Linked DNA regions of Homo sapiens: region 2 is linked to region 1. A link is an interaction called in ENCODE POLR2A ChIA-PET data of the cell type or tissue named here. Cell type or tissue: PC-9. All regions are shown on one strand. Links, peaks and the distances in the headings refer to the core of each region. The heading gives the core; the rest is flanking DNA. Region 1 overlaps GDA (guanine deaminase). Region 2 holds the start of GDA (guanine deaminase).

What was found. Peaks named below come from ENCODE experiments on the same cell type or tissue, not always from the same donor. Only the 100,000 strongest peaks of a DNase experiment are listed, where the experiment ranks them.
Region 2: POLR2A ChIA-PET joins it to region 1 with 10 read pairs; 4 of 35 experiments call an interaction of 5 or more read pairs at or near these places.

The regions. Positions count from the first base shown.
Region 1 is chr9:72,228,614-72,244,592 of GRCh38, forward strand. GDA (guanine deaminase) reads left to right here. Exons shown (of 14, transcript NM_004293.5): 10 at 2,501-2,568; 11 at 12,539-12,685. Among named protein-coding and RNA genes, the nearest start is that of LINC01504, 69 kb to the right of the region's middle. In PC-9, for the core only: no CTCF peak of the experiment used is centred there; no DNase peak of the experiment used is centred there.
Region 2 is chr9:72,141,687-72,157,665 of GRCh38, forward strand. It overlaps GDA (guanine deaminase), which reads left to right and starts at 7,754. Exons shown (of 14, transcript NM_004293.5): 1 at 7,754-7,996. The coding sequence starts at 7,874. RefSeq lists enhancers at 4,545-5,744, 7,453-7,954, 7,955-8,454. In PC-9, for the core only: no CTCF peak of the experiment used is centred there; DNase peaks (open chromatin) are centred at 5,485, 7,635, 9,195, 9,625 and 1 weaker place; H3K4me3 peaks cover 3,710 bases; H3K27ac peaks cover 5,898 bases.

The sequences.
Region 1 (15,979 bases), core at 4,883-12,882:
GCAGTGGCTCACATCTGTAATCCTAGCACTTTGGGAAGCAGAGGCAGGCAGATCACTTGAGGTCAGGAGTTCAAGACCACCCTGACCAACATGGTGAAACCCCATCAGTATTAAACATATAAAAATTAGCTGGGCATGGTGGCAGGCACCTGTAATCCCAACCACTCAGGAGGCTGAGGCAAGAGAATCGTTTGAACCCGGGAGGCGGAGGTTGCAGTGAGCCAAGATTGCACCACTGCACTCCAGCCTGGGTGACAGAGTGAGACTCTGTCTCAGAAAAATAAATAAGTTATAGCCTGTAATTTCAGGGGAAAAAAGCCCATGGATATTACAAGTGTTGCATCTAATTTCAGGGAATTCATAGATCTCATGATGCCAGTCCATGGATGCTAGGTTAAAAACCCATGCTTGTGGCTGTAATCTCAGAAAACAACTTCAGGGGTCGGGCGTGGTGGCTCACACCTCTAATCCCAGCACTTTGGGAGGCCAAGGTGGGCGGATCACGAGGTCAGGAGATCGAGACCATCCCGGCTAACACGGTGAAACCCAGTCTCTACTAAAAAAAAAAAAAAAAAAAAAAAAAAAATATTAGCCGGGCATGGTGGCGGGCGCCTGTAGTCCCAGCTACTCGTGAGGCTGAGGCAGGAGAATGGCATGAACCCGAGAGGCGGAGCTTGCAGTGAGCCGAGATCGCGCCACTGCACTCCAACCTGGGCGACAGAGCAAGACTCCATCTCAAAAACAAAACAAAACAAACAAACAAACAAACAAAACCTTCAGGGAAGTAAAACAGGGAAGGGAAAGAAGTCAGTGAAGATCGTATCATCACGGAAGTTACCACTGTGGGCTCCCGGAGTTTAATCCTTCTATTTAATAGAAAACTCAGGTAACCAGTGTCCAAAACAGAACTCAAAGTTATCCTGCCCAAGAAGTGAGGGAGCTGGCTGTGACAGTAATACCCAAATGCTTATGGGTTGTTGTTGAGGGCTCCTGGGCAGAGTGGAGAAGAGTATTAATTCCCTGGAACTTCTGGCCGTCCCCAAACAAGGGCAGAGCAGGCTCTAGCACAGGAGAGAGCTGAGAAAGCTCCTAGGCAAAGAGCTGGAGGCATTCACAGTTGGAAATCTAGGGACTTTGCAAATTACAAAGATATATGTCAGTGTCATTATGGGAAGGGTGCTGAGAGCCACAGTGACATATTTCTGGAGTGCTTTAGGGACCCCAGAGGTTCTGAGTTTTCAGACTTAAAGGAGTGACACAGGGAATCTTGTCTATGTACAGCTTAGTGACTATAATTAGGGTCTAGTTACTTGATAGTGGAAGGATTTAACACCCATTGGGTGTTAATATCCTCTAAATTAAAGCATAATCTAGCTTTGCAAATTGAGTTTTGAAGTTAAATTTCTTTAGGACACATTTCTGTTTAAATGGTCACTGCTGTTCTTTCTCCAGCAACTGAGAGATTTATTATGTATGCACCAGGGCTTTCAAAATTAGAGTTATGTGCATCTTCCAGCAAACCACTTTGACCTTTGCAACTTTTTAGAATTCTAAGGATCACCTTAGTTTTCCTTTGTCTCTTTAGAAAGGCAGCACATGGTGGGCATGGTGGCTCATGCCTGCAGTCCCAGCACTTTGGGAGGCCAAAGTGGGAGGATCACCTGAGGTCAAGAGTTCGAGACCAGCCTGACCAACATGGCGAAACCCTGTTTCTACTAAAAGTAGAGACTGGACATGCTGGCGGGCACCTGTAATCCCAGCTACTCGGGAGGCTGATGTAGGAGAATCGCTTGAACCTACCTTGAAGGAGATGGTTGCAGTGAGCTGAGATTGTGCCATTGTACTCCAGCCTGGATGACAGAGACAGACTCTGTCTCAAAAAAAAAAAATATATATATATATATATATGGCTGGCACATCTCTTTAGCTCAGAGTCACAAGGTCCCAAATTCAGCCCAGGAACCATCTATCCTACTTTCTCTGTCTTCAGAGGCAGCGTTTGAACAGTCAGGTCCTGACTTTTTAGGCTGCACCCCTTTTTCTAGTTGTACTCCCCTTTTTCGATCTTAAAGTCACTACTCATTCAGGGTAACAAATTATTCCAGGCAGAGAGAATAGGTAATGCTTTATAATTTCTGCTTCCTAACATAAAAAGATGTGTTGGTTAGAAAATATTAAAGACAGATAAAAGACTTTTGTATTAATTGCAAAGTTTGATTTCTTCATTTTTTTCCCATACAAACGATCCCCTGCTTTTCCTTCTGGCTCTTGCTGCTTTGTGCCCACCTGAGATTAACCTTGGCCCAAGGATTAGGCTATTTTATGATCCTGTTTACTCCAGGACTTGGATGGTCTGATTTGACTAATATGTTTGTGTCAACATTAGAGCCGATATATTGGGAAGCACAATTTTCAGTGGCATCACCGTCATTGTTATTAGTGTTCATCTTTTATTGGAACCACATGGATCTCCTTGTTCTGACATCTCCTCTCTCTACAGGCTCAGCAGTGGATTTCTAAATGTGCTAGAAGTCCTGAAACATGAAGTCAAGATAGGGCTGGGTACAGGTTAGTAGTTCACCATTTGGAGCTATGGCAAAGTGGTTGATTACTGTGTAATTTTCTAATGTGACTAATTTGCAGGTGACTGTTCTGTTTAAAAAAAAAAAAAATTAGTTTTGGGCCGGGCACGGTAGCTCACGTCTGTAATCCCAGCACTTTGGGAGGCTGAGGCGGGTGGATCATGAGGTCAGGAGTTCAAGACCAGCCTGGGAAACCTCGTCTCTACTAAAATACAAAAAAATAGCCAGGTGTGGCAGTGTGCGCCTGTAGTCTCAGCTACTCGGGAGGCTGAGGCAGGAGAATGGTGTGAACCCGGGAGGCGGAGCTTGTAGTGAGCTGAGACTGCGCCACTGCACTTCAGCGTGGGTGACAGAGCGAGACTCTGTCTCAAAAAAAAAAAAAGGAAATTGTATGCAAAGGGAGAAGTTTTGATGATACTGACCTCCTGAAAGCTGTTATCCCTGTTTATTATTCAAAGATTAGGCTATAAAGGATGATTAATTCCTTCTGACGTGTTTCAGAGGTATTCTAAAAAGTCCTTGACTTTTGTTTTGTTTTGTTCTTCTGGCTAGGTTTTAATGGTTTGGATTTCTATATTTTTAGTTTTCAATAACTGTCATTACAAATGCTGTCTCAAAAGAAATTTTTTTGTCCTTGCCATAGTGAGCACAGATTCAATCTATGACAGAATTGAGAATTCGGATGTATGTTAAGAATTGGTTTTGCTTTTAAGCAACGTTTAGCCAAATGAGACCTCTCCATATCCACAGGCAGTCTGCTTGTCTACTAGGCTGAGGGATGTTCTAAGTGCATATGAATTAGTGACGGATTAGTGATGTTTCCTTTCTTCACAGTACATTTTAATTGTGTTTCTTGAGAGTGTGCAAGCGTTGCTTGCTTCGAAAGTGTGAGTCAGGCCCAAATTTCTAGGTGTCCTCTGTGAGGCTTCTTTTATGACTGAATGACTGAATTAAAAATTTTTTTAATGGGTATGGGGCAGGAGGACGTGTTTTCTGTTCTTGATGCCTTTATCTTCCTCATATTTAAGAGCATCAGGCTGTATGCATGTTGACACTGGTGGTTTTCATCACTTTCTGCAGGAACTCAAGTCTCAGTTTGTTATAGTGAGACATTTTACAAAGTAATTAACTGGTAAGACACAATAATACGCATAATGATTTTACTGATATTTTGAAAGAGGTATATATTAGATTAGAAGTTTTTCCCTATTTTATGGGAATCAAAGTAATCAAGATTTTGAAAATTCTAATTTAAGCCTGAAATCATCAAGATTGTGATAATTCTACATAAAGTCACAGGTGTTAAAGGAGGAAACCAGTGATTTTATGTTCACAAAAAAGCTTCAAGGGATAAGAAAAAAATGGCCAAGAGTTTTGGTTACACACTATAGTCAGTTAATATGAAAAATTTAGCAGACACATAAAAATCAGTCAGATATTGTTTTCAGATATTCTAGGATTTTGGTCTCCATAATTTAAGTTCATCACATGACTTCCTTTTCTTGACTTTGGATTGTTTAGTGATGGTCTATAAAGTTCAAGTTGAGTTCTAGCTGTCACTTATTATCTGTAAGACCTTGAGAAAATTAATTTTCTAGTAGTTTTTAGTCAAGGATTCATTTCCTGATTTCTACAACAATAGTAACTAGCAATTACAACTATGTCTATCTTACAAGCTGTTTAGAGAATTAAACTTTAAAATGCATGCAAATTGGTTAGCACAGTGCCTGCCTGGCACATGACACAAATCAATCAAGATTGGCTTAAAAAGGAAAGGGCGAAGTTGGTGTATTGACCAAACGTTTGAATAAATATGACCTATTAGCTTATTTACTCAGAGGATGGTGTTTCATTTTTACCTAGTCCTTTTTGCAATTTAGTCACCCTCTACTCTACTATTTCCTAAACGTGACTTTTGTGTATCAATTTACCCTTCAATTTGTAAACTTTAGAAGATTATTATACCTCATACTATGAATAGAGAGCAAGTCCAAGAGCAATTCACACACCCTGTCTATAACAAGTGCAGGCAGATCTTGACTTGCACAAATATTAGGTAGAAGAAACCCACATGAAATTTAACAGAAATATAGCAAAACAAGATAAAGTGATATCACAAACAATAAGAATGTGAACAAATATCTGAAAATGATCTGCTTTAGGATCCAGAAGAAAATTTCAGAAAATTGCCTTCATCCCTGGAGTACAGGAAATCATGGTTCTATGAAAAGATTGTGGTAGAAATTTTAGAAATCAAGGAAGAAAACTGAAAAAAATCAGATTAAAAAGCACATAGACTCTCATACACTGATGGAAGGAGAGTGGATGGTACAACTACTTTGGAGAATGTTTTGGGAGTTTCTTCTAAAGTTAAATATACGTCTACATATGACCCAGCAATTTTACTCTTGGGTATTTACCCTAGAGAAATAAACATATATGTTTGCAGAAATAGTTGTATGAGGCCCAGGTGCAGTGGCTCATACCTGTAATCCCACCACCCTGGAAGGCCACGGCAGGAGGATTGCTTGAGCTCAGGTGTTTGAGATCAGCCTTGGCAACATGGCAAAACCCTGTCTTTACAAAAAATACAAAACTTAGCTGGGCATGGTGACATGCACTTGTAATCCCAGCTACTTGGGTGGCTGAGGCAGGAGGATCGCTTGAGCTTGGGAGGTCAAGGCTGCAGTGAGCCATGTTCATGCCACTGCACTCCAGTCTGGGTGACAGAGTGAGACCCTGTCCCTAAATTAATAAATAAATGAAAGAATTGTATGAGGATGTTTATATCAGCTTTATTTATAATAGCCCCAAACCAGAAACAATCCAAACATCTATCAGCAGGAGGATGGATAAGCAAGTTGAGGTATATTCATATAATGAAATATTATTTAGCAGTAAAAAACACACTACAGATATATGCAAAATGTGGGTAAATATATGCCAGTGTGTGGGCTTAAAGAGCACACACTGCATGATTCCATCTGTATGAAACTCACAGACCAACAGAACTAACTGATATTGGTAGAAATCAGAAAGTGGTTGCCAAATGTTGTAGGTAAGAATTTGGGGAATTGACAGGAAAAGGCCATGAGGGAATTTGCTGGGGTGATGGAAATGTTTAATATCTTAGTTTTTTTGCAAAATAGTTAATGCTATATAATTGTTAACATTCTCCAAACTGAACATCTAAGTTATATATGTATTATGATATTTTAGTTATACCTCAGTTAAAAAAATGACAAACCCACCAACCCTGTAGGAAGCTATGAGAAGCAGAATTATTGTTACAGAAAATCAAATCAGTGATGTGAGAATAAAATCAACCAAAGATGATAGAAGGTGTTTGAGGATGATCGATGTGAAGCCCAGAAACCACAGAGCCAACACATGGGGTTTTTTTCTGATGGAGCACCCAGAACAAATGGGACAGATGCAATAGTCAGAGCTTTGAAGGGTAAATCTTTTCTGAGCTTAAGAAAGAACTGCCTTGCAAGTGCTTACCCTGTTTTACGCTAAATCGTAACTGAACATGTTGTGACAAAATATTTTAATTACAATAAAAAAATTTCTACAATATTGACACAAGGAAAAAAGTCAATTATCAACAAAACAATTAAAAACCAGTTTGCTTTCAGATGTTTTTGTTGGCACACAAAATACCAAAAGGCAAGAAAAGAGTTTGGAGACAAAGCAGTGTTAGCCAAGAATAATATATCTGGCCAAATTCTCCTTTATGTAGGAAGGCAACAAAATTCTCAGCTATACAAAAACTTGGAAAATATTTTCCTTAGGAACCCTTTGAAAAACTTACTTGAAAATCTACATCATTCAATGAAAGATGAGGCAAATGAAGGGCCATGGGGGGAAATAATGGCACAATATGATGTCATGGAAAGCTAACATCAATCAGAATAAGAAGATCAAAGAATTGTAAAGGAGTTTAAAAAATGAAAGTAAAAGCCAAAAATATATCTCAAGAGAGAATAGGCACAATGTTAAAAACCTATCAGAATGGTAACATAAATCAGGAAGATGTTTCCCTCAGGCTGGAAAGAGGTTCCTGGGACCGAAATACATGGCACTTATTTTAAAAACTGAGTGTTAGGTCCTTGAGTTTTGGTTTTATGCTTTCCTTATGTCATTTGAATGTCTTCAGTATTTTATCACAAAATTTTAAAAAATAATATATGCTCTGCCAAGGAAGAATTTTCCAAGTATAATACATAATTCTGTCTTATAATTTTATTAACAAAACCCAAGAAGTTGTAGTTTATGTGTAAGGCTGAGAGGAGGATGTATTTGGCAAGTGGCCAACATGGTGAAACACATTTCTACTAAAAATACAAAAATTAGCTGGGTGTGGTAGCATGTGCCTGTAGTCCCAGCTACATGGGAGGCTGAGGCAGTAGAATTGCTTGAACCCAGGAGGTGAAGGTTGCAGTGAGCCGAGATTGCACCACTGCACTCCAGCCTGGGTGACAGAGAGAGACTCAAAAAAAAAAAAATTCCTTGTCTCAGAAAAAAGAGAATTGCACATATTTTACTTTTGACTTTTCAGTATAAAAATATTAGAGATAACTACTTGAAGAATTTTAAAGATAGGATACCTCCTATGTGAAATATGAAAAAAACCATAAAAACAAAGAAAACATAGCAAATAACCAAAAACACTCATCTGAAGGAAAAATTTAAACATATAGAACAAGTTTACTAAACAAGACCTATAAACTCATTAAAACAAGCAACATACATGGAGCCAGTGCCTCACTTTTCAGTGACAATTCCCTATCCTAACTTACTTCTTCCATTATTCCAAAAACAACAGCTCTTTGATCTCTTGTAGACTCTAGTCCAATGACTCCATGCTTTCTCAAAATCCATTATTCTAATTCGAATTCTTAGATGTCAGAGTACATCACTATAATCATTTCCTTGGAAACATTCTCGCTTTTCATATTCCCCTCATTTTCTTTGTATTCACATTGCAAAAGCTCCACCCTTGATTATCTCAAAAGTCCCCTTCTCAGTGCCTGCAGTGGAGCATCTGGAGGTTGCTGGAGAAAATCCTCCAGTGGGCTTTCATTTTAAATTTTGTTCTCAAATCCCAAATGGCCCACCGCTTGGGGATTAGAGACAGTTATTAGTCTGTAATAAGCGTATATCTCCTTTTTCCAAGACAGCGTTTTCTCATTTCTTCTTAAACTTTCTACCCCAACTTCTAGTTTAAGGCCTCCCTCATATCATAAGTTATTGAGAAATAGAAACGACCAGAAATCCTTCCCTCAATCTCCCACCACGAAATTCACACACCTTTCTGCATCTGCTGGGATTTTCTCTTCTTTGCCCTGTTGCAGCAAAAACAACAACAACAAAACCCTTCTTCCAATCAAAGGCAAAAATACCAAAATACCCCGACGTGTGTTCTGTATTCTTTCCCTCTCCCAGCATCTCAATAAACTAATTCCTTTGGCCATAGACCGTCCTGTATCATCAGTGTCTCCTTCCTGCTGGATCATTCCTGCTGGTACACAAACATCTCTAGTATCTTCTTTTAAGCAAAGAAACAAAACCACTCCTATTTTTTTTTTTTTTTTTTTTTGAGATGGAGTATCATTCTGTCTCCCAAGCTGGAGTGCAGTGGCACGATCTCAGCCCTCTGCAACCTCAGCCTCCAGGGTTCAAGTGATTCTCCTGCCTCAGCCTCCCGAGTAGCTGAGATTACAGGCGTGCACCACCACATCCAGCTAATTTTTGTATTTTTAGTAGAGACAGGGTTTCAACATGTTGGTCAGTCTGGTCTTGAACTCCTGACCTCAGGTAATCCACCTGCCTTGGCCTCCCACAGTGCTGGGATTGCAGGCATAAGCCACCACGCCTGGCACAAAACCCCTTCTTAATCAGACATCCCCCTCATGCTCCTGCTCCACCTGTCTGCCTCCCTTCATGGCAAAGCTTCTTCAAAGAGTGGGGATCCACACTGGCACCACTTTCTAGGCCCTTTTCCCTTCCTCCACCAACTTCAGTCTGGATTCTTGCCCCACCCTCCGTGACAACTGCTTTTGCTTTTTTCTCCTGTGGGTATTACCACTGGAATTTCTGCTGCCAACTCCAAAGGATGCCATTCTGTCCTCATCCAATGGGACTTGTCAGCAGTATTTGCCATGATTGACTGTTCTCTCCATTGTCCAAGTAATCTTATCTTGAATCCTATGAAGCACCTTCGTTCTTCCCTTCTTTCTCTTCTCTGAAGGCTGATTCTCTTCCTCTGGGCCATTTGAAAGCTTGCTTCAAGGGTCAGTCTTTGGCAGTCTCTTTGACTTTACACATTCTTCTTAGGAGGTGCCATCCACAACCATGGCTTCATGTGATTTAATATACTCAGATGACACACAGGTTCTTATATCCAGCCCAGACTTCTCTGAATTCTAAACCTATGTTTTCAACTGACTACATTCTCCCTTCTCTTAGACCCCTCCTGAAGGAACCCCCGAACTTCATTCTATCCCAAAACACATTTAAACCTAGTTCTCTAAAATAGCTCTCCTTTTTAGAGAATTCATTTTTGCTAACTGGAAACTTGATCATTATCTTTGGGACCTTCTTCTCCCTCACTTCTTCCCCAGCACAATGCCCAACCTCATGACTCCTTAGTATCTCCTTGAACCATCCCCTTTCCCCTCATTGGTCACTACCACCTGATGCAAGCTGCCATCGTTTCCTGCTGAACTGCTGCACCAGCTTCCTAATGGGTCTCATACCATCCTAGGCCCTTCCAGTCCATTGTGATTTACAAAAGAATCACAATGAAAATCTGATCATGTCACCCCCTTGTGCTCGTCACCCTTCAATGCGATTTTGAGTGTGTAAGGCTCATTACAAGGCCCACAAAGCTCTGCAATGGTTTGACACCCATCCACTGCCCAGCCTCATCTCACACTACTCTCTCCTCCTCACCCTGGCTATCTTTTATGAATAGATATGGCTTTTATGAATAACCTGACTATCCTCTCTATAAATCATACTCCCTTCTCTCAAAAGTCCTGTATGCATTGTTTCTCTGTCTGAATGCCCTTTTGGCCTCTGTTTATATGGCTGAGTTCTTCTCATCCTTGTTGTAGTTTAAATGTCATTGCCTTAAAGAGGTCTTCCCTCACCATCCTATCAAAATGGGCCCTTCATCTCCATTTTCTTTATCACTAAAGTGAAAACAACTTATTGTTAATATATGTCTGTTTATATGATTCTTTTCTTTCTCCCCAACAAGATAGTTAACTTGCTCATGTGGGAAGCCCATAGGTTTTATTTACAAGTGCTTAAGTAAATCAAGCACATGCAAGGAGTGTAGTAAATGATTGCTGAATAAGTGAATGAATGCATAGGAAATGAGCACATACCTATGAAATCATTTTTTAATCTTTCCATTGTCCTCTGGCTTAAGTTTTTGCTCTTGCATAATTTTGTTAGAGTCTTCTTGTAAATAATAGTGTCCAAATGTTGGCTCTGACGAGCAAGTAATGATACCATCTTCATTGTGATGGTCCTGGGGGAGTAGTGGGGTAAGGGGGCAGATCTTCTGAGAAAATGCTTCAATTTTCCTTCCTCCTCCACACAGTTTCCACCCTTTGGTCCTCATTCTTCAGCACTTCAGTTATGTAACTGAATTTTCTCTGCAATTATTAAGATATGTGATGTTATTTCTATTTTCTGAGAAAATTGAGATTCACAGGTCCTAAGTAACTGATCAAAGGTCCGCAAAGCAAAAAGTTCCATGCGCACAGTTTAAAACCAGGTCTGTAAAATGTAGATATTCGTGATTTCTCTTTCTATCCTACCACAGTGCCTCTAGCCATATGACAAAGTAGGGATTCCACCTACATTAAATGTGTTGTAGATGGAAGGGGAAAACTACAAAGCTAATCCAGTCGGGAAGAATCGGCAAGTTACTGTCACAGTGGAAATCCCTGGAAAAAAAGGCTTGACTCTTACTAAATACCATGAAATTATGCAGCCCAGAGTTCTTTCTTTGATGAGCACAAAATTGTTTTTTGGTTTACAGTTATTTTACTGACATAACATTGGCAACCAGAAGAATATAGGATGATTAAATCAACATCATAAGGCATCTCTCAATTTTTTTCCAGTAAATTGCATAGCATTATTTCCTAATTTATACTTATTCTTTCTGTAAGGTTAATTTTGAGTAGGTATTTAGGAAAATGCTACTTTCTGTTATATTTTATACCTTATTTTTAAAACTGCAGGTATTTAAGTCTTCCATATTCATACCATCCCAACTGCATTGCTTTCATTTCTCTATGTTTACTTCCAGTCGTTACCCATATATTATAAAATATAGTTAGTCTTTACATATTTTATACCACATAGTGATATAATTTTTATTCCACCTTTATTTATATTTAACATTTTTGTTGTTTTAGCAATAAAGAAGGAAGCAGCAGACAGACTATTTCAAAGCTTAATGTGTGTAGTTCCCAAATTGTATTTGTTTTCTTAGTATTTGTTTTCCTAGCTATGATAAAAATGAAGATTTAAGGGATGGTTACTACATATTAACACAGACTAGTAACTTAAGTAGATGTAATGAAATTTTTTAGAGAGCTGGGTGATTCTCTAATTTAAATACAAGTTTAAGGACATGTAGGATAGTTGAACATAAAATTGAGCTACAATCTAGAATTACTACTAAATAGGCAATTATTTTGTTTTGGCAACATATATAGAGGCACTAACAATTACATATGTCTACCTAGAAATGACAGAAGGAACACTTGAAATATGAAGCTTACTTTATTAGCTATAAGTGTGTTTTTCTTTAATAAAACATACTAACTTACTTGAAATTTATTTATACAAACTCACTTAACTCCATGTTCATTCTTGTTAAAGGTAGTATTTCATTTGATTATGATTAGGGACTTTATTTAAATCACTAAAATTTCATTCTTCATTTAATGATGCCTACCAAAATATAGAGCTGTCTACATTAGCACTGCTCATTTATTACACTAATTTCCCAAAATATACAAGTTTATTCTAAAAGCTCTTCATAAAAATTACAAAGAAGTGGCTTTTTAATTTCCCAAAGTTCTCATCTGGATTAGAACAAGGTTAGGATAAATTTTTAGTGAATAGAACCATGAGCTTATTTTAAACCACATATTATCTAAATTATCTTTATAACTATGCAGGCATATTTCAACAATTTCTGTGAGAGTTCATGGACTCTTCAGAGATAAGAGTTTCTTTTGGCTCTTTAAACCATTTGAGTATTGTGGTGGGTTGAATTGTGGGTCCCTAAAAGATGTCTATCAGAATCTGTAAATGTGACCTCATTTGGAATAAAGGTCTTTGTAGATATAATTAAGGAAGAGATCTCAAGATGAGATTATTCTAAAATAGAGTGGGTCCTAAATCCAGTGATCAATACCCTTAGAAGAGACAGGAAAAGAGAGACAAATAGAAGACACAGGGAGAAGAGAAGAAGGCTATTTGAGGATGGAGGCAGAGATTGGAGTGATGCTGCCACAAGCCAAAGAATGCCAGGAGCCACCAGGAGCCACCAGAAGCTGGGAGAAGCAAAGGAGAATTCTCCCTTAGAGCTCTTGTGGGGATCATGGCCCTGCCAACACTTTAATTTCAGACTTCTGACCTCCACATTGTGAGAGAATAAATTTCTGCTGTTTTAAGCTAGAAAATTTGTGATAATTAGTTGCAGCAGCTGTAGGAAACTAATACAAGTATGCATTTGACACTAATTACAGATTTTGAATTGCTTTAAATCTTAGTCTACGACTATCTTGTGTTTATAGTTAAGAGCTTTTTAAAAAAAGTATATTAAGGACTGAATATCTGTCATAAAAACAATGTTATATATGTATTATTCCATTTATCCTCACAAGGTTACTGTTTTGGTTTTATTTTACCTACTGCAGACGTGGCTGGTGGCTATTCATATTCCATGCTTGATGCAATCAGAAGAGCAGTGATGGTTTCCAATATCCTTTTAATTAATAAGGTAAATGAGAAAAGCCTCACCCTCAAAGAAGTCTTCAGACTAGCTACTCTTGGAGGAAGCCAAGGTAATGACTCTTACATTTTTCTCTCACACAATATACAACCATGCTGATCGGTGTCTTTGGATGTAGTATGAAGATGCATGATTGGTATTAGGAAAATCCAATATTTGTGATGATCACATCTCATGTAACATACCCAGAACTCAGCCAGTAAAGTGAAGTTCACTGAAGGAGGAATCATTCCTTAGTGAATTCACTGTCTTTGGTAGAATAGATGTCTGAGACACAGTTATCATATTAATTGTTTTAATGGGTATTACATTGGTTACATGGATATGAGTGCTTTAAAATAATCCATTCTTAGGCCAGGTACCTAAGAATCACAGTAACTTACGTCTGTAATCCCAGCACTTTGGGAAGCTGAGGCAGGCAGATTGCTTGAGCCCAGGAGTTTGAGACCAGCCTGGGCAATGTGACAAAACCCCGTCTCTACAAAAAAATACAAAAATTAGCTGGGCTTGGTGAAGTGTCCCTGTAGTTCTGGCTACTTGGGAGGCTGAGGTGGGAGGATCATCTGAACCCGGGGAGGTAGAGGCTGCAGTGAGCAGTGATTGTGCCACTACACTTCAGCGTGGGCAACAGAGTGAGACCTTGTCTCCAAATAAATAAATTAAAGAATCCATTTTTCCACTAAGTCAAGTAACTTGCTCTCCAGTGGCCTAAGTGATGATCATAATAGTAAAATAGTAGCCAAGGCTTACTTAAGCTCTTCCCCTGTGATAAGAATCATACCACATACTTTATATGTGTTGTTATTTAATCCTCACCACCACTGTTATTCATTTCGTTTTACAAACAAGAAGCCTGAGTGAGGCTTACACAGCTGTCAAGCCACAGTGTGCTATGATTTGAATCCACCTAATCTGATGCCAGCATGCAGATTTCTTACCTTCTGCCCTTCCACTACAGTATCTTCCTGTATAAATCCCTGCCAAGACCATGCATTTGGTTCATATACTTAAGTACACTAATTACTCTTTAAAAGGATAAAGATGTAAAAATTTAGTTGGTTGATATGCAAATATTGCTCATCAACTTTTCCCAATTCTCACGTGTAACTGTATTGTTACGGAAAAAAATAAAAATTGGTCACTGTATTTCTTTAAGTCACTTTAGAATTATACATGTAATCAGAATGGATGATAGTGAAACACAGCATGAAACCATAGGTAGCTAGTGAGAAATTAAAATGTAGATATAGATTTAGAAACATATTGGGTGTAGATTTATGATAGATACCCTGAGTCTTACAAATGAAGGATGACCGAAGCCAAGATTATCCTGGGAAGAGAAACTTCTCAGATGTTCTCTGAGTGTTGGGGACTATGATGAACACCATAAGCACATTTCAAGAAAAGCAAATACAATGTTGTTTTTTGTTTTTGTTTTGTTTTGTTTTGTGATTTCCCAAAGTATTATGGTTCATTTTCCAAAATCCCAAGTTTCAAATCACCCACTATTTTAATAATTGTTACAACCTTTCACCCACACCACCATTGTCTTTTCACATCTGAATCTGAGTTTGAGTAGTTATTCTACCATCTATGTTTGTGGTACAAACGAGTTGTATTTAAAGAGTGCTTTTTGAATTCTAGGGCTCTCTGTAAGTTACTTCATCAGGATCCTGTTTCTTTGATCAAGTCAGCATGGGTGCCTACCAAATCATTTCTACTTTGCTGTGTAGCTTTTAAATCTATTTTCTGGGTCACTGGGCTTACTCATGGAATTTCTTTTCCTTAGTTTGTTTCTCTACTATAGTCAGAGTAAAATGAGATGAATGGATCTGTATTTAAAGTGTGGCATTTTCCCAGAACTGCCATGGCCTTTACATTCATTCTCAAGAAGATCAAGATGAGCAGAAATGATCTTCACAGAACCAACATTTACTCCAAAGGCATCAAAACTCTATTTCCTGAAATGCATTTGAGTCACTTACCAGCCCAGTGGGATCTCTGTGCAACAATTTGAATTTATATCAGTTTACAAATTCACTGAAAAGAATTGTGTCTTTTTTGGTTAGTTCATTCCTGAAGTCTCCAGGCTCTACTGAATAACCCAGTTGGTTTATATATACCATCAAACTTGCCTAAACCCTAGTCACTGCACCTGGTTATCTGGCCTATTAAATGCACAGTCAGTAATTCAGTTTAATTCAGTTGAATTCAGTCATTAAAAACTCATACTTGACATGTTTCTTTGTCAAGGGCAAAAAGAAGTCAAGTAATCAGTGAAGGAGGAGAGAATTTCCAGTGATTTTCTGTTACATTCAGTCCTTTCCCATACAATTAGTAGAAGTCACCTGGCTCCTTTTAACATTTTGGATTATTTTCATACCCCTGTCTTGCTAAAGAGAGTACTTTAGCTAAAAAGCCATTTTTCTTTTCTGAGAATAAAAGAGTTGCCCTTTAAAGAATCTTTTAAGAACAAGTAAGATTTCTGAGTCAGTGTTTAGAGAAATGCCACAACTTCTGGATACCTATAGGTAGAAATATAATGTATTAGATATTGCCTAACAAAGGTAGTCGATTCAATATTTTCACATGAAACTTTATCTTAGCGGTGATAGAATGCAACAAATACATGTGAAAATTGAAATAAGGCTGAGCACAGTGGCTCACGCCTGTAATCCCAGCACTTTGGGAGTCCGAGGTGGGCAGTTCGCGAGGTTAGGAGATCGAGACCATCCTGGCTAACACGGTGAAACCCCATCTCTACTAAAAATACACAAAAAATTAGCCGGGCGTGGTGGTGGGTGCCTGTAGTCCTAGCTACTCGGGAGGCTGAGGCAGGAGAATGGTGTGAACCCAGGAGGCACAGCTTGCAGTGAGCTGAAATTGCGCCACTGCACTCCAGCCTAGGCGACAGAGCAAGACTCCGTCTCAAAAAAAAAAAAAAGAAAGAAAGAAAATTGAAATAAATAATACTGCACTCCAGTTAACCTTCCATGCTTCCATTTGTGACCCCAGTTTACACCTTCCTCAGATTACAGGCTTTAAGGAACTTTAGAGCCAATACCTCTGTTGGCGAAGAAAGCCAACTACCCCCATCTTTCTGAAACTAAATCATAATAATGAGAGATGTTCTTCCTTGATATCCAATAATCTTGGAACATGAATTGTAGCTATGAGATGAGCCAAGTCAATAGATATTATTGGCCTGTGCTCTATTTTAGAAGACCATTCTTCTCTGGTGACCAGAAAACCTTTGAGGTTGCAAAGAGATTGGTCTGTTTTCAAAAGCATTGAGACTTTTGAGTTATGAGAATCTGTTCATTTTGAGAAGTGAGGTTTTTTTTCC
Region 2 (15,979 bases), core at 4,909-12,908, 87 kb before region 1:
TTGTTAGCTGAGGTAAGCGTCTTTTCACTTTAGATCCACGGTCAGCTCAAACCAGTTAAGCTGCACATTAATAACCTTGGGAAAAACCAATCCTTCTCTGAGATCCCCAGAATGAGAGCCTAATAGGATTCATTTCATGCCCTAGGTCTCAGTTATCAATGTGGCACATTAGAGATGTATAGATTCTTCTATCTCAAAGCAGAAAAGTGGCAAAGTAGCTCCCAAAAATGTGTGAAATCATTTCAGTGGCTTCCCGACTCTACTTCAATATTGATCAACTTGGAGTCCCAGGATGCTTAGGAGGATTGTTCAACAAATTCAAGCTGTTTCTTGAGTCTCTAACTTTTCACAAAGGTTTAACAGAATTTGTCCAACTTGAGATAGGTTGCATGGGCTAAGTAAAATGTTAGACCTGCATTTGATTTGAATTATGTGAACTCGACATGCTAGATAGTTCATGTTCATCAGAAGTTCTGATTGGTAGTTATTTTGGTCTTTGATGAATGAGAAGTGGGGAAATCTTTCATTTAACAGCTTTTATTGAGTTTCTGTCTTGTACTAGTTTTCTTGATACAATGTAAAACTTAAGGTATGTAAGTAGCAGGAATAAGGAAATGAATCCTTGGGAATAAAGAAGTATGGAAACTGGCCGGGTGCGGTAGCTCATACCTGTAATCCTAGCACTTTGGGAGGCTGAGGTGGGCGGATCATGAGGTCAGGAGATCGAGACCATCCTGTTAGCCAGGTGTGGTGGTGGGAACCTGTAGTCCCAGCTACTCGGGAGGCTGAGGCAGGAGAATGGTGTGAACTCGGGAGGCAGAGCTTGCAGTGAGCCGAGATCGTGCCACTGAACTCCAGCCTGGGCAACAGAGCAAGACTCCATCTCAAAAAAAAAAAAGAAGTACGGAACCAGTGATAGCAGGTGACCTTTCATCTTGCAGATGAAGAAACCAAGGCCCAAAGTAGAATGACTTTGCCAAGATATCATTGGCTTGTGACTGAGCTGGAATAGGAACCTATAGATATTGATTGTATGTATTGCTTATCCCTTGATAGTAAAAGTGGAATACCTTTTATTTTATTTATTTATTTATTTATTGAGACGGAGTTTTGCTCTTGTTGCCCAGGCTGGAGTGCAATGGCGCGATCTTGGCTCACTGCAACCTCTGCCTCCTGGGTTCAAGCGATTCTCCTGCCTCAGCCTTCCTGAGTAGCTGGGATTACAGGCATGTGCCACCACTCCTGCATAATTTTGTATGTTTAGTAGAGACAGGGTTTCTCCATGTTGGTCAGGCTGGTCTCGAACTCCCGACCTCAGATGATCCACCTGCCTCGGCCTCCCAAAGTGCTGGAATTACAGGCATGAGCCACTGTACCTGGCTAGAATACCTTTATAATCCATGTTGGAGCATAAATGTACACAAAATAACACAGGTCAAGAATTTTTTTTTTTTTTTTTTGAGGTGGATTTTCCCTCTTGTTGCCCAGGCTGGAGTGCAATGGCGCGATCTCGGCTCACTGCAACCTCCGCCTCCCAGGTTCAAGCGATTCTCCTGCCTCAGCCTCCCGAGTAGCTGGGATTACAGGCATGCACCACCATGCCCGGCTAATTTTGTATTTTTAGTAGAGACAGGGTTTCTCCATGTTGGCCAGCCTGGTCTCGAACTCCTGACCTCAGGTGATACACCTGCCTAGGCCTCCCAAAGTGCTGTGATTACAGGCATGAGCCACCACACCCGGCCCAAGAATATTTGCTTTGAGCTTGCTGTCATGGTAGGAAGCCGGCATCAGCTAAATTTTACTAACGTGCTACCTGATTTGAGGGATCAGCAGTATGAGTAGGTGATGGAAACAGCTGCCTACATACTACTTAAAACCTTCCAGCCAGAAAAATATCTCCCTGCACCTGTCTGGCATAAAACCTAAGTCAAGTTGCAACTCATTCCTCTCGTTCTGTTTTCCCTTTTTCTATAAAATTCAGGTAAAATGTATGCATTTCTCCAAACTTAATTGCTATTCTAAAAAGAAGAGGTAGCTTTCCTCTTCCCTACTTTTCTCATCTACAAACTTCTAGGCTACTATCTTTTGTCTTTTCTATATTTGAACTTTTCTAAACAAACCACAAGGGTGCTAATGGTGATAATATATCTGGATAGTGAGATACGGTATTTTTAAATGTTCAAATCTTATAAAATAAACATATGCCGATTTTTCAAGAGTAATATAGGAGCTATTTAAAAATAATAGACTTCTGGCCAGACGCAGTGGCTCATGTCTGTAATCCCAGCACTTTGGGAGGCTGAGGAGAATGGATCACTTGAGGCCAGAAGTTCGAGACCAGCCTGGTTACCATGGTGAAACCCCATCTCTACTAAAAACACAAACATTACCCGGGTATGGTAGCAGGTGCCTGCAGTCTCAGCTACTGGGAAGGCTGAGGCAGAAGAATCCCTTGAGCCTGGGAGGCAGAGGTTGCAGTGTGCTGAGATGGTGTCAATGCACTCCAGCCTGGGCAACAGAGTGAGACTCTACCTCAAAATACTAATAATATTAACAATAGACTTCTTTAAAACAAGTAATATCAAATAGCATACTAGAGCATTGTTATCAATGTGTCACTTCAGCATCAATTGTTAAGTGCCTTGTATTATATTCGTATCACTTAAGATTTGACATGTAGTATATATAATAATACGACATTCACTAATTATGCTAGGGAAATGTTACAGTAATACTATGAAAGCTATTAATTTCTACTCCTAGAGGTGGCAGAGAGAAAATATATTAGTTCCATATAGGTAAGACAATATCTGTTTCATACAGTCATACCCACAGTGCTTAGCATGGTGCCTATCATAATATAGATGTCCAATAAATATTTGTTAAGTGAACAAACTGTTAAAGAATATTTATAGGGACTAGCACTATATTCTCATAAAAATGGACAAAATATGAATTGAGCCATCTCTCTATTGTCAGTAAATACAGAGGTGGGATACTCACTGGCATAACTACACTATACAGATAAAGTAGTTTTGGGGGGCCGAGGGTGCTGCCTCTATGGATAGGCAAACCTGGGTTCTCACCTAAGAACTGGAAAATGGAGATCATTATGATTTGCTATCCATTAAGGCCTCCCACTCAGAAGAACACACAGTTTTAAAAGGAACGCATTTATCCCATCTCAAATTTTTGGTGTATCTTTTTTTTTTTTTTCTCTAAAGCATAACAAGCTTGTCAGAGTTTCCATGGTGAGCACAGGGCACCATGGAAACTGATAGATTTAGCTACATGAAAAGAATAAATAAAATAGGCAGGCATTTATTTCACTGTACAATGACAACTTCTCTCCTAGATAAGAGAGGAAAAGTGGCCTCTCATTTAAACTGCTTCCCTGCACTCTCTGTACCTCATGAAAACCTGAGTTATTTTCGATAGCCCATTCTACTGACCTACGCTGATTGGATTCCTGTTTTTCTCAAGGCCCATTATTCCCTTTAGTTTTACTGCAGGCTAGATCTGAGTGTCACCAGCAACTGTTGGAAAACCATGTACAATGTGAAAGTTGTAGATGACAGCCCACAGTGCAGTGGCCAAGTGAGTCATGGCAAAACTGAATGAACAATTCCTGGGAGTTTACTGTGATGAGACAATGTATGAGAACAACTGGACTCAAGATCCAAGTCCATCCTATATTAACTGCACAGGCAAGCCAACCTCCCTGAACCCCAGTTTCCCCATCTGTGGAATGTTTAAAATACATCCTCTTCCTATTTTATAGGGTTGTTGAGAGGCTCAAAATTAGATAATAGAGGAGAAAGCCTTTTCAAACAGTCAGGTTCTATCTAGCAAAAAGGACTGACTGACTAAGCTACAGGTATAATTACATTCATGAGATGAGCAAAATGTCAAAGCTAATCATGCTATGGTCTAGGTTTTGGCCTCAGGCAATTGGAGGTTTAGAACACGATGATCCCACCCCAGTAGTTGGGGAATTTGGGGGCTACTTGGCTCCATCTGAAATAGAGAAAATTGAGATTGTAAGAAATGAAGCTTTAAAATTTTTCTCTATGTCTGAACATTCTCATAAAATGTTGGAAAACTAAATAAATGAAATAAAACTCATCCTTAAGTTCTAGTCCCAATGAATTGTTCACCATTAGCAGACACCCACTATAGCCTCTTAATTTTTATGACTAAAATATAGGCACTAGAGCCATCTCCTGCAATTCAATATTCATATAAATCTATTGAGCACCTCCTAGTGACCAGGGACTGTGTTAAGGGGATGGATACACAGAAAGAAAGAGGACATGGTCCTTCAGAAAAACACATCTTCTTTGGGGTATAGATGAGTAATGGAACAATTACAGCACACCCACAAACTCAGGGGAGGAACACTTAACACTCTAGAGCAGAAATGTAAAGATATCCTGGATAAAGGTGAGGGGGGGTTGGGGGTTGGGGGAGTGGGTGGGACAATGAGGCAGACATGGTGTAAGGTGGTAAAAGGGCACCACAGGCAGAGAGAAGAGTGTGAGCAAAGCGGATTCATAGCATATGGGAGAGTGGAGGTAGCCAAGCCTGAAGAAGCAGCCAGGGAATATTCCATGCCAAGGCGGGGCTCTTTTTTTCTGAAGGAAGTGATATGTGGGGGTGGAGCACTAATGATGCTTGGGCTGTATTTTGAGGGTGAATATGAAAGCTCTGTACTCCCTCTTTCCTCCAAACCTCTGTAGCCAGGAGAATATTTCCCTGGGGATACCAGAATGGGAGTCAAAATTGCAGGAGGACCAGCAATTTAAAGGAGTTGCCACCTCCGAGAGTGGAGTCTCACCCTGTTGCCCACGCTGGAGTGCAGTGGTTCAATCCTGGCTCACTGCAATCTCTGCCTCCCGGGTTCAAGCGATTCTCCTGCTTCAGCCTCCCTAGTAGCTGGGACTACAGGTGTGCGCCACCACACTTGGATAATTTTTTATATTTTTGGTAGAGACGGGGTTTCACCATGTTGACTAGGCTGGTCTCGAACTCCTCACCTCAAGTGATCCGCCCTCCTCAGCCTCCCAAAGTGCTGGGATTACAGTCATGAGCCACCATGCCTGGCTGGGAAGCCAAGACTTCTGGCATGTGGCTGAGCCATGCTGCCTGGCAGTATAGCACCCAGGGCTTCTGGATCCTGGGCCCAGGTACCTACAACTTGACTGGGAATGGAAGTGGAACTATGCATTGCTCAAAAGAGCTAAAATTTACCTGAGGAGCACTAATGCCATGTCACCTGGAGGTTCATGGCCAATCCTTCTGCTTAAGACGATTAATTTCTTTAAAAGCATCATAATGATTATTCATCCTATAAACCACATAGTAACAACATTAAAAAAATCAAAACAAAATTCTCTACCTAGCAATTCCATTATCTCAACAGAACAACACACATTGTTTGATGTACCTTTTCAATTCCAGCAAATATGCTTATAGCTTTTCATGGTTTTCATCGTAGCATAGAAGCTGTTTTTTGTTTGTTTGTTTTGTTTTGTTTTTTTGAGACCGAGTCTTGGTCTGTCACCAGGCTGGAATGCAGTGGCGTGATCTCAGCTCACTGCAACCTCCGCCTCCGGGGTTCAAGCAATTTTCCTGCCTCACCCTCCTGAGTAGCTGGGACTACAGGCACGCATCACCACACCCAGCTAATTTTTGTATTTTTAGTAGAGATGGGGTTTCACCATGTTGGCCAGGATAGTCTCAATCTCGACCTCGTGATCCACCCGCCTCGGCCTCCCAAAGTGTTGGGATTACAGGCGTGAGCCATCGTGCCCAGCCAGAAGCCATTTTTGAAAGCTTAACATTGTGGCTATATATTTCTCCTGTTGTTTTTAATAACTGTATAATGTTCTATCAAGTAGATATATTCTAGTTCATAAAACTAGTCTCTATTTTTTTTTTTTGACATTTAGGTTTTCATTAAAACCTAATCATCAAAAAAATTATTAACCGTATCTGTTTTAGGAAAGTAATACATCTGTTGGAAACATCTGATTGAATCCTATCTCAAAAGCCATTTTCTTCACCTTTCTGTCTGAGGTTTTTGTGTATACAAGGGAATGTTTTCAGTGTGCTGGCTGTCGGTACTGCCAGGAGGGAGTGCAGTTGGCAGAATCAGGAGAAAGTGACAAGGAGCAGGGACAAGTGTAATGACCTCAGCTGCAGAGATTCCTAATTCTGGATCCCTGGTAGGGTGATCAACCATCTGTGTGCATGGTTCTGACGGTTTTCCTGAACGGCCTTTCAGTGCTAAAACCAGGAAAGTGCCTGGTAAACCAGGATTTGTTGGTCACCTTAGACATTGGTTATGGGGGAGCTGAAGGAACTGAGAAGGGAACGAATCATTTCTATAAGCCAGCCCTGTGTCTTAAAAGCAGCAATTCAGAGAAAAACTGCTCACACACTGCAATGAAACCCTCACCCTTTATGTAGTTGTCAAAATAGTTATTTGTCTCAGGTTATGGCTCTGCTCACAGAAAAACCATCCATTCATTTATTCAATAAACATGTATGGAACACCGGCATTGTTCTAGGCATAAGACACATTCCCTGCTCCTGTGGTGCTTCTGTTATTGGTGTGTGTATGTGTGTGTGTGTGTGTGTGTGTGTGTGTGTGTGTGTGTGTGTATTGGTGAGAGGGAAACAGGAGTAAACTAAAAAACACAAAATAAAGAAGAATGGACACAATAAATGCAATGGCAGAAACAAGATGGATTAGTGGAGTAGAAACTGCTGGGAGTCCGGTGCCACTTGGTGGTCAGGAAAGGTGACTCCGAAGAGCCTGACATTTGAGACAAATCAGTGGTGAGAAGAGCTGCCAAGTAAAGCGCCACAAGAGGGATTAGGGGCAGAAGGAACAGCACGTTAGAGGGCCCTGAATGGAAGCCAGCTGGGTTTCATGGAGGAACTTAGTGAAGGACCCTGTGGTCATTGTGTAGGGTGGGAACGCTGACCCTAGTTATGACCCAGTCCAAGCTCCATTTTCATAAGTGGGGATGATAAGCACACTGAGGCCCACGTGTCTTGTCCACAGTCTCTTGATTCCCAATTCAGCACCCATGGTACCATTGCTGCCTATTTGACTTGAGAACTTAATTTTCTCCCTTTGTACAACTGGAAGTAAATAAAAGAGATTCATTCATTTTACACGAGAAAAATTGGTATTGGAATTGTTTGCGGACAAACACAAGAACCAAAAACATTAGCCTCAAGGTGAAGAGAGGAACCTTGGCGTCCACAATGACACCCAGTTTAGGGGTCCCCAGAGATGTTCGGTAAGACATGCTTCCAGAACCTTCCAGGTGAGGACCAATACTAATTCTGCAGTCTACATAAACTAAAAATGAAACTGGTCATAAGGTAGGCAGCCCCAGCTGACCTTTCACCTGTGCCTGAACTAATGCAAGTACAGGACCTGAGTGCTACAGGTTGAAGAAGTAAGTGATCCTAGGAGTTGAAGGGTCAGAGGAGCCAGGCTGACACAACTCATAGAAGGTGGAGGAAGCTGATCTTCTGAGCCTCAGCTGTGGTTGATCTTGATAACTCAAAGAGTTAACACAACCAAAACTAACGCAAGGGTGGAGAGAAAGACCACACCCCACGGGAGCGCGGAGCCAACTCGCGGGAGAAAAATCCTATTGGCATTGAGGAGGTAGGGAGCCAGCCCCTGGGCGCGGCCTGCAGGGTACCGGCAACCGCCCGGGTAAGCGGGGGCAGGACAAGGCCGGAGCCTGTGTCCGCCCGGCAGCCGCCCGCAGCTGCAGAGAGTCCCGCTGCGTCTCCGCCGCGTGCGCCCTCCTCGACCAGCAGACCCGCGCTGCGCTCCGCCGCTGACATGTGTGCCGCTCAGATGCCGCCCCTGGCGCACATCTTCCGAGGGACGTTCGTCCACTCCACCTGGACCTGCCCCATGGAGGTGCTGCGGGATCACCTCCTCGGCGTGAGCGACAGCGGCAAAGTAAGCAGGCGCGGGGTCGAGCGCACTCCGACGGGCGGGAGGATAGGTGCAAGGAACCTGGCGCGGTGCTTCGCGTAGCCCGGGGTTCGCTCGGTGCGCAGTGAGCGCCGCGGCTCCGGAGTTGAACTTGAGTCTTTGGCTCTTGGGCAACGCAGAGAGAACCCTGGCGCTAGGTTCGTGGGCTGGCTGGGGAGTTCCCAGAAGTCGGGAGCAGTGGCGTGCTAACGCCACAACTGGCTCGACAGCAGTCCGGGCTGCGGTAGAGCCGGGAGCAAGGATGTCACCCCCCGCTCCCCCGCCCCCCGTTCCAATCCTAAGATACCGGCAATAATCTTCAATCTTGCTTAAATCATCTTTGTTTCCAACACCTAGCACTGTGCCTGGCACAGGAGGCTCTCCATAAATGTGGTTGAATTTATTGTGAAAGAAATAAGAGGAGGGGGTCATTTGATTGATGTTGTTTAGCGTGTCCAGAACATAGAATAAATAGAACTGATTACATTCACCCTATCATTCAACAGAGATAATATACTAACGATGAAGGTTCCACAACTTGTAATACTAGAAGGGATGGTCCGAAAGAAATAATTCATCCATCTCTTTTCCTTCCTCTCTCTCTCTTATACACACACGCGTACACACACACACACACACGCACGCACACACACACACACACCATAGCCATTTGCATCAAAGCAAGCAGTTCCATTTTAAGGTTCAAAATGTCTTCTTTGAATGTATCTTTTACACTTCCTTTTCCAAAATCAGGATTTCTACAAATGACACAGGTAACTTGATGTCTACTATTTACTGTTCCATACACACATATAGTGACTATATCAGCCATGGCCTGGCAAGTTTGATAAGTGAAGCCATTCCATTTTTTAGAACAAAAAAATGATAAAATAAATATGGAGATGGGATTTTTTGAGCTGTTTTCCAACTACTGGTTTGGTTAGCAAAAGTACACATACTTGTGATTTGTCAAGTTGAAGATACTATTCTTGACTAAGATGCTACCGAGTCGGTGACAGTTTTGAATCGTGACTCTTACATTTGGGGGTAACTAAACACTGTTTTCTCATGGTGCTTTAAAAAATACTCTTTCTATGCACGTTCAGGGAGCCTGCTGTTGTGTTTCCAAGGTGATAAAACTCTCAGAGCTCTCCCAGGGAGATTCCGGTAAACCCTGAGACTGATGAACCCATGCTTGGGGACTTGGTCCTCAAGTTTCAGGGAACTCAGGTTTGGGGCAAGTCCCAGGAAGCAAAGGAACGGAGATTGCTAAACTGGTGTAAGATTAGAGGTGTTATTTTAATCACAAGAAGCTGTTCAACTCTTGGGTTTCTTTTTTAAAAATTAATTTCCCATATCCAGAATTGTAATTGGTAGGGTAACAGGCAACTGGTTTTACCAGTGGAGAGGAATAAGAAAAGGAAGTAATAAAAATACCTTTTCTGGTGCTTGTACAGAAGAAGAATAAAAGAGTTTCCCAAACACACAATTAGTAGTTGAGTCAGGGAGTCTATTCCTCACTAAAAATCATACTGAAGTTATAAATTTAGAAAACATGCCCTTCCCCCACAAGACAAAATGACTTAGGAATTGAATACAAAGGTGAGTTAGTCAGTGGCTGGAATGTATGGTACAGAGCTCCTGAACCAGTGGATTGCTAACTGTTGCTCTCCTCTCCTCCTAGGTGCAAGGCAGTTGATACCTGGCTGTGTTTAAAGAGAGAGCATGCCATACATATTTCAAAACTTGACATCCCCCATTTCAAAATGGAGAGTATCTTACTTTTAGAGTTGCTGGGATAAATATATTATTTATTTAAACATTTCAAGGTTCAAAAAAGAAAATAATACGCCTTTGGAATACAGAAATATGTTGAATTATTATGATCTGTAATTTTTTTTTTGGTTTTTTTTTGTTTGTTTTTTTTTGAGATGGAGTCTCGCTCTGTCACCCAGGCTGGAGTGTAGTGGCTTGATCTTGGCTCACTGCAAGCTCTGCCTCCCGGGTTCATGCCATTCTCCTGCCTCAGCCTCCCGAGTAGCTGGGACTACAGGCGCCACCACGCCCCACTGATTTTTTTGTATTTTAAGTAGAGTTGGGGTTTCAATGTGTTAACAGGATGGTCTTGATCTCCTGACCTCGTGATCCCCCTGCCTCGGCCTCCCAAAGTGCTGGGATTACAGGCGTGAGCCACCGCGCCGGCCAATGATCTGTAAATTTTTACTCCTAAATTTTTAGGAGCTCAAACCTTGCAATGAATCAGAAATATCTAGGGGTGCTTGATAATATGCTGATTTCTGGGCATCATCCTCAGAGACTCTGAATCTATAGACCTGGGGTAGGCCCCAGAAAGTGGCATTCCAACAAGCATCCCAGGAGATTCAGACGCAGGTAGCGGGTGGATTATAGCAGCGGGTGGATTACATTTTGAATAACTGTAACACATAGTTTCTGTGATGGGACAAGCTGTGTGAAGTATCAGGAGCTTATTTCTCCATTGCAAGTTTAGATCTGGGGTAGAATCTCAGCGAGAGGGCACAAAGCTTACTCTGTCCTTCTGGTCTCGCTTTTAAACTTTATTCCTTATTTTGTATAACTTCGTTTAGGCCCAGAGAATGCCAATGACTAACTGCTCTTAATACATTAAATTAAAGCTCATTCAAAAGCAGGTTAATTAAAAGAAATTATCTAGCCAACTTTTTGGTATAAAGCAAAATACAGAGTTATACTTTCTGCTCAAGTAGCATGTAGCTTTTAAGAATATAGACTCTAATGATTGCCATTCTAACTGGTGTGAGCTGATATCTCATTGTGGTTTTGATTTGCATTTCTCTGATGGCCAGTGATGATGAGCATTTTTTCATGTGTCTTTTGGCTACATAAATGTCTTCTTTTGAGAAGTGTCTGTTCATATCCTTTGCCCACTTTTTGATGGGGTTGTTTGTTTTTTTCTTGTAAATTTGTTTGAGTTCATTGTGGATTCTTGATATTAGCCCTTTGTCAGATGAGTAGGTTGTGAAAATTTTCTCCCATTTTGTAGGTTGCCTGTTCACTCTGATGGTAGTTTCTTTTGCTGTGCAGAAGCTCTTTAGTTTAATTAGATCCCATTTGTCAATTTTGGCTTTTGTTGCCATGGCTTTTGGTGTTTTAGACATGAAGTCCTTGCCCATGCCTATGTCCTGAATGGTAATGCCTAGGTTTTCTTCTAGGGTTTTTATGGTTTTAGGTCTAACGTTTAAGTCTTTAATCCATCTTGAATTAATTTTTGCATAAGGTGTAAGGAAGGGATCCAGTTTCAGCTTTCTACATATGGCTAGCCAGTTTTCCTAGCACCATTTATTAAATAGGGAATCCTTTCCCCATTGCTTGTTTTTCTCAGGTTTGTCAAAGATCAGATAGTTGTAGATAGGCGGCATTATTTCTGAGGGCTCTGTTCTGTTCCATTGATGTATATCTCTGTTTTGGTACCAGTACCATGCTGTTTTGGTTACTGTAGCCTTGTAGTATAGTTTGAAGTCAGGTAGCGTGATGCCTCCAGCTTTGTTCTTTTGGCTTAGGATTGACTTGGTGATGCGGGCTCTTTTTTGGTTCCATATGAACTTTAAAGTAGTTTTTTCCAATTCTGTGAAGAAAGTCATTGGTAGCTTGATGGGGAGAAATAGGAATACTTTTACACTGTTGGTGGGACTGTAAACTAGTTCAACCATTGTGGAAGTCAGTGTGGCGATTCCTCAGGGATCTAGAACTAGAAATACCATTTGACCCAGCCATCCCATTACTGGGTATATACCCAAAGGACTATAAATCATGCTGCTATAAAGACACATGCACACGTATGTTTATTGTGGCACTATTCACAATAGCAAAGACTTGGAACCAACCCAAATGTCCATCAATGATAGACTGGATTAAGAAAATGTGGCACATATACACCATGGAATACTATGCAGCCATAAAAAATGATGAGTTCATGTCCTTTGTAGGGACATGGATGAAATTGGAAACTGTCGCAAGGACAAAAAACCAAACACTGCATGTTCTCACTCATAGATGGAAATTGAACAATGAGAACACATGGACACAGGAAGGGGAACATCATACTCTGGGGACTGTTGTGGGGTGGGGGGAGGGGGGAGGGATAGCATTAGGAGATATACCTAATGCTAAATGACGAGTTAATGGGTGCAGCACACCAGCATGGCACATGTATACATATGTAACTAACCTGCACATTGTGCACATGTACCCTAAAACTTAAAGTATAATAAAAAAAAAATATAGACTCTAACATGTTTAATTCATTTGCAAATATTTAATCTTGAGGTAATGCATGCTCAAATATTACTAAGTTGCCTGATTCTTCCCACATACATCAGGGTCAGGTTGACAGTAAAGATGCATAAACATGCCTTGGGCCTTTTAATGCACACTTACCCAGAAACAAGAGTGAGGAAGAGATTCATTTTGAGGTTGTGTCCTGGGGTGGCAGGAGCAAGTCCAATGGAGGAATAGAGACTTGGGTTCAGGTCAGAGTCTCTACCACTTACCTGTGCTGAGACCACAGGTGAGACCTAACCTGCCTGAGCCTCCGTTTCCTCATTTGTAGAGTCAGATTTCCTTTTGCTATTTATTAAATGAGATAATGTATGAAAATGCCTGGCACTTAGTGGATACTTAACATGTACCATGTTCATTCTATTCCCTTTGCCTCCTAGCAAATCCTTAACCTCTTGCTCACTGTGATATTTTGCATGTTTTCACATGGTGACATGCCAAGTGGTAGAGAAGGAAGCCACGGCCTGTGATGAACTGTATGGGGTGGTCACAGAACCTTAGCTTTTTATTCTCACTGCTTATGTCATTGATCCCCTGGGACCCAAAGATGCACCCTGGAAGAAAGATCAAGAAGCATTTGGTGCTAGATTCACTAGCAAGCTATCTTTAGTATCTCTTTTAGACTTGACAATGTCATTATTTCCACTAACAGATGAGGAAGTTGAGACTTGAGAAGTCATGCATTCAGATACGGTGGTGGTGTAGCTGGATTTTGAATTAGTATGGGGCAAAGGCCATGTTCTCTTTACTGTCGCTGACTGCTTCTCTAGGGCACAGTCCTGGACCTCAAAGAATCTGCACTTTGGCACGGGAGCTAAGACTTGTAGCTGTAATAAAAGTGACTCATTCCTGAGCCAAACACTGGGGTTTTCACCGGAGATAAATTGATGAACAAAGTATGCAAATACTGCCCTGCCCTCTTGAAACTGATGATCTAGTAATAAATTAACAGAATCTGCCATGACCTATCAGAACTTGAACTAGTTAGGGGAAGGCTTTCCCTAGCGTGAAGTGACATCAAACTTGCGATGTGAACAATGAGAAGTTAAGTAGGTATATTAGTCAATTTTCACATTGGTGACAAAAACAACCTGAGACTGGGAAGAAAAAGAGGTTTAATTGGACTTACAGTTCCACATGACTGGGGAGCCTCAGAATCATGGCAGGAGGTGAAAGACACTTCTTACATGGCGGCAGCAAGAGAGAATGAGGAAGATGAAAAAGCGGAAACTCCTGATAAACCCATCAGATCTCGTGAGACTTATTCACTACCATGAGAACAGTATGGGGGAAACTGCCCCCATGATTCAAGTTATCGCCCACTGGGTTCCTCCCACAACATGTGGGAATTAGGGGAGTACAATTCAAGATGAGATTTGGATGGAGGCACATCCAAACCATACCAATAGGTAAGGTGGACAGCATTGGAAGTAAAGAAGAGCCTTCTAGGTTGAGAGAACTGCCTGTGACTGCCTGTGCAAAGGTCCTGGGGTAGGAAGGAATGAAACAGTCAAGGTAGTCAGAGTCCAAAGGTTGAGGAGAAGGCTAACACAGGATAAGGCAGGACAGGTAGGCAGGGCTATGTTATGGAGGGCATCGGGGATGGTGGGATTGTGTCATGATTATATTTTGTGGTTATAAAGGTCTAACTTCAGGATAAATGCATTGAAGAGAAGTTGAGTGCAGGCAAGGAGGTCAGATAGGAGCCTGTTGCAGTATTTAGGTAAAATGGAATGTGGTTTAGATGAGAGAGGCAGTGTAGTTATCAACTGAGATATGAACTCCTAAGAGTACCTCTATCACTTATTACCTATGTGAATTTGATCAAGTTCCTTACCATTTGTATCTCCAAATTTCTTTATGCATAAAATAATTACTATGGTCTACCTAATAGGGTTGTTGAAAGGATAAAATGGATTAGTAAGTGTAAAATATATAGAATAATGCCTGGCATGTAGTACATGTCCATTAGACTTCAGCGGTTATTGTCAGTAATGCAGATGGAGAGGTGGATAGAATCAGTAGCTATTTAGATCAAGTTGACTGGATTTGATGATAGCTTACATATGTAAGGTTGGAAGGTAAGTGCATCAAGAGTGATCGCAAAATGTATGTAAATGTGTGTAAATAGTACAGTGGGGCACAAGTTGACCAGTGATAGGAAAAGCTTCTTGAAGGAAGTAGTAGCTGAATTGGACCTTTTAGGACTGGAACATGCAAAAGAGGATTATATAGCCCTGGTGAAAAGAGTGACCCAATGTTCTTCAGTTCTGAAGACTGCTGGGAGGAGGAAGAGTTCTTTCTCACCTGAGGCTACTTTACCAGAAGTTCTCTCAGTCTAAATCACAAATCCTAGTGATTGTGTATCATCCTTTCCTCCACTTCCTGCCAAGCTCAGCAACTCAAAATATGCTGTTGGTCCTGAGAAAGGAAACTGGGCTAATCCCTTCCTTCTGAGGCTGCTGAATAGGAGCTTGGCTTTCATCAGAAAGATGCTTTCACTCCCAATTATTACAAGATCATCTTGCAAATTCCCATTTTCTAGAAGGCTGATTGCTTGTTCAGAATGCTCATGGCAAACACTGTTGGTTACCCACTCAGCAGTCATGACCTCTTTTTCCTTATTAACACCTGAATTTGATCAGTCCATGGTAGACTCAGCCTGTGGATACATCATGGTGTAAGCCAGTCATGGTAATCCTATCTCCATTTATCAGATACTTATTCTTCCAGCTTCCTGGTAGCTGAGGGTGACTAGTGATAATATTCTGACATACAGGAAGTTTGCTCAGAAGCTTCTAGGATGTGGGAAGAGAAGCCCTGCCTTTTTTGGATACTCTCATATGAAGAAAAGATACTTGGAACTGCTGCTGCCACCATGTGAGACTGTGAGGAAAAGGTTAAGGGGATTTCAGAGACACCATCCCATTTTCTAACATCACTGAGCAGTTGAACTACCCCTACCTGGAACTGTCTACTATCAGACTTCTAGACTTCCTTTTTTTTTTTTTTTTTTTTTTTTTTGAGATGGAGTTTCACTCTTGTTGCCTAGGCTGGGGTGCAGTGGCGCGATCTTAGCTCACTGCAACATCCGCCTCCTGGGTTCAAGCGATTCTCCTGCCTCAGCCTCCCGAGGAGGTGGGATTACGGGCACTCACCACCATGGCCAGCTAATTTTTTGTATTTTTAGTAGAGATGGGGTTTCGCCATGTTGGGCAGGCTGGTCTTGAACTCCTGACCTCAGGTGATCCACCCACCTTGGCCTCCCAAAGTGTTGGGATTACAGGCGTGAGCCACGGTAGCCAGCCCAGACTTCTTTTGTGAGATATGAAATGTCTTTATTGTCTAAATCTCTGTTAGTTGGGTACTGTTCATTGCAGCCCAATGCACCCTCATTACTACACTGCTTTTCAATGAACAATATTTTACACTTTACAAGAATAACTACCTTCTCCTTCTTCTCCTTACTGGCCTTTCCAGGCACCCATATCAATAGTCAAGCCCAGCCAATTTTCCTCTGGGATTTCTGTGTGCATATTCACTTCCATTGCCCCCATCTACCCTTTAGTGTCTCTGAGCTAAAATATAACAGGAGACCCTTAACTGTTTTCTCTCATTCTAGTATTTCCCCCA